2 separate regions of the Homo sapiens genome follow, and region 2 is linked to region 1. Evidence: chromatin contacts called from ENCODE Hi-C or POLR2A ChIA-PET data. All regions are on one chromosome and are shown on one strand. The core of a region is the stretch at or near the end of the contact, and the rest is flanking DNA. Distances in the headings are between cores, read along the strand shown.

Region 1 (4,873 bases), core at 899-3,398:
ACCCTGGCTCCTTCCCTGTCCTCTCTGCCGTCCCCTTCTTGTGCGGTTTCCATCCGTTCATTCATTCGTTCGACCTCTCATTCATTCCGAACTTCCTCCTGCTGCGTCTTCTTTCGTGTTCACCACACTCTTCTACCTCCCCGCCCCTCCCAACCCCCACTTTTCTTGCCAAATGTCAATGATTTGGGACAGCTCCCAGCCGTGAATTAATAAAGACCGAGGTTCTGTTGCAGGAAAGGGCAGACATTAGGGAACAAATACGTTCAATTTCAATTCCACAGTCAACAAATAGTCATTTTTGGACCGAGGTTAATGTGTTCAAAACGCGTCCCTCAGGCACGACCACCGTCTTTTTTTTCCCTCCAAACCTCTCAAAGTAAGGTTATTTCCTACCGGGAAAACAGAGTCCCAAATCTTGTCCGATTAAAATTTCTATCTCAAAAACAACTCTCTCTCCTGCTCTCTAAAAATTCAAAGGTTTATTGCAAAATGCCACATTCACTTATTTCCAACATTTAAGGAATTTGCTGCCATTAGAAATATTATTTACAGCAGCTCTTTTCACTAATGTCAAAGATTCAAAACAACCAGATTTAAAGCATTGTCATTTTTTGGAACTAAAGGAAAACACCAATATCCTGCACTCACACACTCTAAAATCTTTATAATGTTTCTGCATTATAAAATCTCAAAATCATGTCAGTTGCATAAAACCCCACTGCAAAGAATCCATTTTAAGGTCTAGAGAACTCCAAACCTTGTTTCCTTCACATTTCTTATGGAAAAAACATATTATGCATTCTCCTTTCTTGCCCCAAACCAATTACCTAAAGCACCCCCTCCCCCAATACTGCAAGGATTTGTCTGCAAAGAATGCCACAGCCTGAACTGATAGGAGGTAACAATTCCGTTTCAGGAGTTTCTTTTTTCCCCCGTGTTGTCCATTCTATTAATAACCTGCTTCACTTTCACTTTTAGGCCACGTTAATTAATGTTCTGACCCAGTGTCGGAGAAGGGGGTTTTCTAGTGCCCTCTTCTATATCTTTTCTTCATTCTGGATGGTAAAAATGTGAACTTTAAAAAGACCCCTGACAGCGTAACTACAACTCAACATTCCTTAACATAAAATGGGGACTAAATAATTCCTTCCATAACCAATCCCAAACAAACAAAAATAACAAACACCCGACATGACATATTCCAAACACTTCTTAACCCTTTCCTATATATAAAATGCAGACACCAATGTGTAAAGTAGCAGGCAAATGCATCTAGAAAAGTATATCTACGTAAATTTGGCTGAATTCATCCTCTTCAATGGTAAGCATGTTAAAATATGTGGTCTGAAGTTCCCTATCACTCTCGATTTGCCCACCAGCCGGGTCTGCGGTGCCCGTGCAAACGCTGCAGCTAGGATATAGGGGGGAGGAGGGGCGGGAGAATGACAAAGTTCTAAATGCAGCAGTCTGAGCCCTGGAATATCTTTGCTTTCAGCACATAAACTTTCCAGTCCTGGCTGCCTAGCCATTTTATTCCTGCATTCACATTTCGACTCTTCAAAATCATATCTTGCAGTATCGCAGGGGCCAGTACATTGCCCCAGAGCGCACCAAACCTGGTATAAACCCAGAAAGGGAAACAAAAATGGATGTGTGCTCAGGAAAAAGGGGGAAAAAAACCGTGTCCAGAAAATGTCCGGCCGCACACATTTCCTGGCGAACATTTGGAATCTATAGCTTTAGGAAAAACCGATCTGGGACGCGCTAGTCCCCAGGAACTGATGCCCCCACCCTCGGGGGATTGCCGGCTTCTCCGCACCCTGGGGCGGCCGCGGACCCGCTAGTCCCCCTCCGCGCCTCGGGCCGGGGCAGGCTGCCTCCCGCCTCCAGCCTCCAGCCGGGCTGAGCGGCCACTTACCTATTTGCACCGCGAGGATCAGTGAAATATATCTGCCGTTCAACTTAAGTCCCATCCTACGTTTAGTCAAACCATTTGCGACCGCAGACCTTTAAATAGTTAGTTTAGAGAACGCGGGGGAAAGCCAAAAAATAGGCATTGCCAACAAGTTCCGGGAGCGACAGAGACTTTATGCACTGGGAAGGCAGAGGGAGGAGAGAAAGAGAGGGAGCGAGGAAGAGACAGAAAGAGAGAGAGAGAGAGAAAGAGAGAGAGAGAGAGAGGCTGAGGGGGGGGGGAGAGCTGGGAATGGTTCACTCCATTAGAAGGGGGCGGAGGAAGTACAGCCTCACGCCCACGAGCAGGCCTGACGTGGGGGATGACACGGAATGATTTTTTTTTTAATATAGACACCTTGGTAGAGAATCGCCATTTATAGTCATCAGAAGCTGGAATTAATCAGATATCTCCAATTAATGTGCGATCTGAACGAAATTTTGCCTCCCGGGGGTGAGCACTTTCCTATTCTAGCGGTCACCCCTGCCTCTTCCTCGTTCCGGGGGCCCCCCAGCCCCGCCGCCTCCCTGCGCAGAACAGGGGCTCCCCCTCCCTTCCCCGCCAGGAGCTGGGGAGTCCTGGCGCGCCCACTCGATTGTTTCAACCTGCTCCCCCTCCTCCATCAGCACCACAGAGAATCCAGCCCGCTCTCTACGATGCAGGGGGGTTTAAAGGAGCGGGAGAGGGAAAAACAGCTAAGCTAGCTCGATTAATTCGAAAGCGCTCCTCGGCCGCCCGCCCCCTGCGCTTGCCTACCCTCTTTTTCTCCAACCCAGCAGCTGAGCTCTGGGCGCAGCCTGGAGCGCGTGAGCACGCAGCCCGGCCCCCCGCACGAGCACACACACACACACACACACACACACACACAAACGCGCGCGCGCACGCCCGCCAGCCGCGCCGAGCGCCCCCATGCCCGCCCGCACACAAGGCACGCGAGCGCGCGCACACGCCCAGGCCCCGGGGGTTTGGTTTGCACACGTGGGGCCCCAGAAATAAACACCGAATGTCCTCTGAATTTTACCCACCTGCGATGCCCCAGCGGGCCAAAGGCCGCTTCAAGGGACACAGCGACACCTGTTTTAGGGGGCGAGTAGGGCACCGGGGAAGGAGCCTCTGATAAGACAGTTTTCGGATACTAGTGATTTACCAACCAACTCTCAGCGCTTTAGGAAATTTCCAAGGCAAGCGCTGGTGTGCGGACTTCTTTCTAATCTTGATGCGCCTCTTGGGCTTATTTGTTGGGCTACACACACACGTACCCACACGCACACACGTACATCACGTACGCACACGCACACCCGGACCCACACACACCTGCACTGTCTTTTGATGCTCAGGCACAGACCCTGTGTAGGTGTAGCCTACCCTGCAACAAAATACTTCTGCAGCTGGCTTTGTGCTAGGTGCAAGCTGCTATCGACGACAGCTTGAGTCAAAACCGAAAAACTAACAGGGCTATTTCCTTTCTAAACGCCTTTAAGCTCTGGTTTTCTTCCTTTCTTCTGCACCAAACAGAAAAAAAAAAAGTCTAAATTGTAGCGTCTTTAATAAAATGCTAAAGAAGGCATTGGCCAGCTTTAATCCTTAAGCCTGTGGAGAGAAAAAAATGAAAACGACCCCCCAAATTTTGCCAAACTACACTAGAGGACGTCAAGCTGTCAAACTGTAGAAATGCACACGGATTAAGGAGAAGCGTTGAATTTGCTTCTACAGGCAGCTTGCCCTCTAGGGCCAATCTTGCCGTCCCCATACTCAGATATTTGGAGATGCATAGACAAAGGGGGAGAAAGGTGCAAAATAACGGGGGTAGGACAGGCTGTGGAGGGTAGGGGGCCGAGGGGAAGCTGCGGGGGTCCTACTGCAGCACTTGGTGACGTGAGGTGTCTGCAATGTGCGGCCCCTAACTCACGTCCCGCGGGAGCCTCAGACTCCCATGCAGCCTTCCTGGCCCTGGGGGCGGAGTCATGTCTCCCCGCCCCTGGTTATGTCACCGGCCTGCGGGCGGGGCGGTTGGGGGCTCGCCTTCCGGTGTCCAGGGGCACGGTGGCGGCCCCGGGTGTTTCCTTTCCCCGAGCTCGGAGGCTCCGGGAAGAACCGAAAACGTGGGCGGACAAGGGGTGGGGCGGGGGCTGGTGGCGAGAGGGGGGCGTTTCTCGGACCCTCCCCCGACGTCTTCCAATGGCAGGGCGGGAGGCTTTCCGAGGGGCGGGGCCTCAGGGGGGTTGCCACGCGGCCCGGCCCACGGCTCCGCCCCTCGCTCGGGGTTCCGCGTGGGGCCGGCCCAGCTTTCCCGGACCAGGCCACCAGCTGCGGGCCCCCAACCTCGCTCAGACTCGTGCAGAGCCCAGGCTTGGGAGTGGCTTAAGGTTTTTTGCCCTCAACGTCCTTGCCTTCCTCCTGCTTATCCACCTGGGATCTTCACAGCATCATTTTCTGGGATCCTCTCCAACCCCTCCCCTGTAACTCTGAGCGTGGGGCGCTGGGGATGTGGAGTAGGCAGGGCTGAGGGCCTCAATGAAGCGGGTGAACCCACGCGCGTGCGCACAGCCGCCCGCGCCGCGCCCCGGGCCGATCCGGTTCTTGCCCTTGGGACGTGGCTGCGCCTCACCGCCCTACCCCGGGAGGGAACCCCCGCTGACTTTTTCCTCTCTTCATTTTCCTCCCCAGGCGTCCCAACCTCCCTCATAGGCCTGAGTCTTTTTAAAAGTGAAGAAGAGAGAGGCAAACAGAGTTGGTACTCTACATAAATGATTTTCTGGGTAGATAGATGCACATGACATTTTATTTTTTGAAAAATTCTCATCTTTTAAATTACAGGTCGTTCTGCAGTCCAGGCTCCATGCAGGGTTGATTCTTCGTAGTTCTTTAATTAAAGGATATTGCATTTCATGGTTGTCAATGCATGCTGTCTGGGAACGG
Region 2 (4,873 bases), core at 1,098-3,597, 650 kb after region 1:
TATCTCTTATACCAGAGTCTGTGATATCTGTAATTCATAATCTAGAACCCCTTCCTTCAAATACAACAGCTCCTCTTAGGTTCATAATGTAGTAATGAAAAATTCTTGTGTTGTTCAATACATTTGTAGGTGTGTGTCTAAATGCACATAGAGATTTTAAAGAAAAGTACATGAGGAGGAAGAGAACGATGAAACACAACGAGATATAAATTTGAGCCGGTCTTTACTCATAATTAATTCTCTAACATTTGGACTGCTTTGGTTATATTCCTAACACTATTTCTAAAATTACAGCTGCTCAATATTTGAGGAGTGTGACTCATGGGAGCGTCTAGAATCATGGAATCACACCCAAGGCACCATCCAGAGCACAGCCTGGTTCTCTTGAATACAATTTCAGTGTTGGGGACTCCACTCTCTTTGGAAGCTCTGCTCATTGCTAGAAAGTTGCTCCCTTCTAACAAAAGCCACCTTTCATGCAGCTTCTCTCCGGTGGTCTCACCTACTCCTTCCCTCTTGCTTTATACAGATTAAACTCTTTCCTCCTTTGGGTGACAGGCAGTTCAAAGATGTGCCAGCAGTCTCCTGGCCTCCTCTGCCACAGTCCCTCTGCTCCGCTTGCGACCCTCCAACCACCCCAGAGCATTTTCCTCTCCAGATTCGTGTCTACAAACACATCACCGCTCCGTGGCTGCTGGGGTGCAGGACTGGGGTGCTGGCAGCAAACAAAACCAGAATGGCTCTTCTACAGTCCTCATAGGACCTGGCTGCCAGGTGGCTTCTGCCAAGCTGACTGCAAAGGAAGGGAGACCTCCTTACAGTGTTGCTGCCAGCAAGGATCCCCAAAGGCAGCCATTCTTTCTGTGATGGTGCATTTTGGTTTTGTGCTGGTGAACTGTGCTCCCCGGGGTCTTCTCTGTCTGAGCATACAAACCTTTCTCCTTCCAGTTGCTCAGGCCAGGAGCCTTGGAGTCACCTTTAACCCATTTCTTTCTCTCCCACCCACTTGCGTTTCCTCAGCGGATCCTATTGGCTGTTCTTTCAAAATCTCTCTGGCACCCAAAGCCTTCCCCCACCTCCACCTCTACTCCAAGTCATCTTCATCTCTCACCTGGATTCCTGCAATCGCCTCCCATCTGGGCTTTTCAGTGAGGCAGCCAGAGGGATCTTACCGACACAGGCGCCAGGGCAGGCCACCCTCTCCTGACCAGAGTCCCTTTCAGAGTGGAAGCTGATGTCCCCACCATGGCCTTTGAGGCCCTAAGAGTCTGGCCTCCTGTGTTGCCCTTACCTCACCCCCCCCATCCCCCCACTCCCTGCAGCCCCACTGGCCTCCTTCTGCCCCTCTAAGGTGGGGGCCCCAGCCCATAGCAGCACTGCACCTTCTTGCATCTGCTTCAGGTCTTTGCCTAAATGTCGTCGTCTCAGCAGGGCCTCCTTTCACCACCCTGCTCAAAATTGCAGACCAGCACTTGCCTTGACCCATCCAGTGCTTCCATCCACTCCCTTCCTGCATGAGTTTTCTCCATGACATGAGCACCTGACACACCATACATAGTCACATATCATAAGGGTGGTCTGTCTCTCCCAGAGATGCTGTCAGCTCCACAGGGCAGGGGTTGGCTTGTCTTGTTCTACGTTATCCACAATGTCCAGAACAGCACCCAGCACATAAAAGTTTCTCTGTAAATATTTGTTAAATGGTTAATTGTACTGTGGGTCACACGTCTAATACTTGACCTGTGCCCCTTGCAGGGAGAATACCAGGTTTTGCTGGAACTGTACACTGAAAAACGGTCCACCGTGGCCTGTGCCAATGCTACTATCATGTGCTCCTGACTGTGGCCTGTAGCAAAAATCACAGCCAGCTGCATCTCGTGGGACCTCCAAGCTCCTCTGACTGAACCTACTGTGGGAGGAGAAGCAGCTGATGACAGAGAGAGGCTCTACAAAGAAGCGCCCCCAAAGAGTGCAGCTGCTAATTTTAGTCCCAGGACCAGACATCCCCAGACTCCACAGATGTAATGAAGTCCCCGAATGTATCTGTTTCTAAGGAGCCTCTTGGCAGTCCTTAAGCAGTCTTGAGGGTCCATCCTTTTTCTCTAATTGGTCGCCTCCCACCAGACTCACCTGCTTTTCAACTTTTTAGGAGTGCTTCCTCACAGTTACCAAGAATAAAGAAAGCTGGCCACCATTGTTCATTGTGGTTTGTTCAAAGAATCTTACTACAATGCTGTAGTTAAAAAGTCATTTCCTCCAGATACAGTGCCGGATGCTGGTGCAGCATAAGCAGTTCCAAGAAATTCAGGAGGGTGACAGCCTGGCTAAAATTAGAACACTGGGAAAATGTGCCATTGCTTCTCCTGGGCAGGCCCCCACCCTTGGACCATGAGGGCCGAGAAGCTGATGCAACCTCACGAATAGGGACATCATACTCTCGCTTATCCAAACATTCATTTCACCTTCATCCCTCAAAGCATGATTACACTTGACCTCAGCATATGCTGGCGTTCATTACTGCATTCATTAATGAATGCAAGGAATAACTCCTGAACACTTAATGTGTATCAGGTGCTGTGTTCTTAAGTTGTCTTCTACGATGCTCTCCGTAAATGAGCATGTTGCCCATGCTACTTCCAGAGCCATTTCTGCGGCCCCGTCTTCTCTCCTGGGATGCACTGATCGCATGGTGGGCTGCATAGCCCCTTCACCATCCGACGCCCCTGTCCTTCCAGTGTCCCTGCTGGCCCTCTTGCTCCTGCTAAGGGGCTGGAGTAAGGTGGGTGAGTTGACACTATCATTCATAAAAATGCCACTATATTAGAGATTAAAAGAGAAAAAAATTCCATAGTTTAAAAAACAGTAGTTGCTATTAATCACTGTTTATACATCAGTAAACCACCTAGAATAGCAGGTCAAAAATGCCTGTCAAACTTTAAAACCAGCATCTGAGGTTTTCTGGGTTATGAGCAGGCAAAATTGCAGCAGCGTCCTTGCCTAGGCCCATAATGCTCGAGGGAAAAGACGTGCGTGGTCATACTAGGCTCAGGAGCAAACCTCTGAACGTACATGGGGGTGACGGTGTTACGCACAAGAATAGCAAATGATTCCTGCCCCTGGCCATTCCCTCTAGCTTGAGACATTCACCTCTCTCCCTTTTCAGTAACCATCACCACAAGTAGTAAAGTCCCTGGCTAGACTCTGTGTACGCACATGTTCTAACAGTACAAGACAGCTGTCACAGCCTTCCAAAGACACAGGTGGAACTCAGCCAGTCCCTTCCCAATCCCTTTGCCCTCTTCTTTAAATTGACTGTGTGGGTGCGTGTGCGTGAGAGAGAGAGGGAGGGAGAGAGAAAGTTTCAGATGCTATAGGTTTGTGTTAAACTGGAATTTCCATATATGGAGACTATCCTAGTCATAGCTGAATATACAAGTACACAGCCGTTTCACTAAGGACATGATTTGAGAGAAAAAAAAATGTTTCTTTGTCCCAGAATATGTCTTTTCTTAGTGTCCTGTCATGGGCCTTAAATTTCACCATTAGTTTTATTCCAGCAAGTTGAAAACATATTTCAATGTTCAGGAGTCTCCTCTTGGAATACGAACAGCCCTGCTAGGAGAAACGCTAGAGTCTGTCATTATTTAACACTCTGGCAGGATGTAGTAACTAAGATGACTTTGAAAGGGCCAGCCCAGGAAGCAGGGTTGTCAGGGGAGGTGGGTGACCCCAAGCCGAGCCCTCTCAGGCTAGCCATTGTGTGGTTACTGGCTGGGGTGGGGTCAAAGTGCCCAGACAATCTATCAAACTAAATTGACTTCTCCTGTAAAGAGAATTGCTACTGTTTCAAAAATCACTATCAACAACTCCAAAAATGTGTCCTCAATAAACTCTTCTGAAGAAAAAAAAAAAAAAAACAGCTTGGTTCAGGATGATGCAGTGCTGCCACAATTAAGGAATTATTATGAAAATCAGCCAGCTTCAGACATTGGAGTGCCCACCAGCCCTTCTTTATATTTTGAGGGCAATTTCCATCGTTACGTATAGAACGTTTTAAAAAATATTTTTGAGGAACATTCCAGTGCCCAAGGGAAGCTTTGTCAGGCTAGAGTCTAGGCAGAATGCTGATAAAGCCCCTCAGGACAGTGTGATCGCATCTCTTAGAACGTTTTGGCTATGAGGAACAGAGAACTCAATTGAATCTGGCTTATGCATAGGGGACTAGGTTGTCTCCCATGACTACTGAGTCCCAGGGTGGTTTAGGTGTCAGCCAGCGTTTGCTGCTGAGGTTCATTCATCATCGGCTCTTCACCTCCATTTCTCCACAGTTCTTCCACCTCGGGTCTCCTGGAATATTGCCTTTACCCTCAGACAGTCTGTCCCACAATAGCAAATCATTTCAGTAGCTGGAGACCTCACATCCACACTGTCCACAGTACAGAAGGCAAAAGAGACCTTTATCCCAAAACCCTGTTACTCATTCTGATTAGAATGGCTTGGGTCACATGACCTCTCCTTGTAACCACAGCAGACCAATCTGGCTCAACTCTTATATGATAAAGTTGTGAGTTGTTTTTCGGTTGCCGTGGACTCCAGGTTGAAGGTTATGTAACCCGAGCATGCCCAGATGAACCAAGTATGCGACCACAGGGGGACCTCAGTGCAAGACTGAGGAGTGGGAACTTAATTAAGAAGTGAACACGGCATGTCAGGATCCAGGATCCAATCATATCAGTTTCCAGCATCACCCCATGACGGGATCCAATCAGATCATGCCTCCCAGCATCACCTCATTGCAAGATCCAATCAGATCATGCCTCCCAGCATCACCTCATTGCAAGATCCAATCAGATCATGCCTCCCAGCATCACCT

Evidence for each region. A loop is a pair of places that touch in the nucleus more often than their neighbours do. ChIA-PET counts read pairs that join two places held with the same protein, here RNA polymerase II (POLR2A). Pooled maps may share reads with other maps.
Region 2: a pooled map shows a loop between it and region 1 (4-fold over the local background). The contact joins the enhancer-like site here to the promoter of NRN1 in region 1. A Hi-C loop is called at or near these places in 1 of 168 maps with a recorded cell type or tissue (heart right ventricle) and 7 of 50 pooled maps. POLR2A ChIA-PET finds 5 or more read pairs at or near these places in 1 of 52 experiments (OCI-LY7).

Annotation. Positions count from the first base shown.
Region 1 is chr6:6,004,777-6,009,649 of GRCh38, forward strand. It overlaps NRN1 (neuritin 1), which reads right to left and starts at 2,149. Exons shown (of 3, transcript NM_016588.3): 1 at 1,919-2,149. The coding sequence starts at 1,973. RefSeq lists a silencer at 4,080-4,199.
Region 2 is chr6:6,652,789-6,657,661 of GRCh38, forward strand. LY86 (lymphocyte antigen 86) reads left to right here. Exons shown (of 5, transcript NM_004271.4): 5 at 1,756-2,194. The coding sequence ends at 1,839. Among named protein-coding and RNA genes, the nearest start is that of LY86-AS1, 32 kb to the left of the region's middle. RefSeq lists a silencer at 1,069-1,259. Within about 2 kb of position 2,348, at least 6 of the 41 ENCODE cell types and tissues checked have a DNase peak (open chromatin) inside an H3K27ac peak, as active enhancers do; they include heart right ventricle, where a contact is called at or near this core.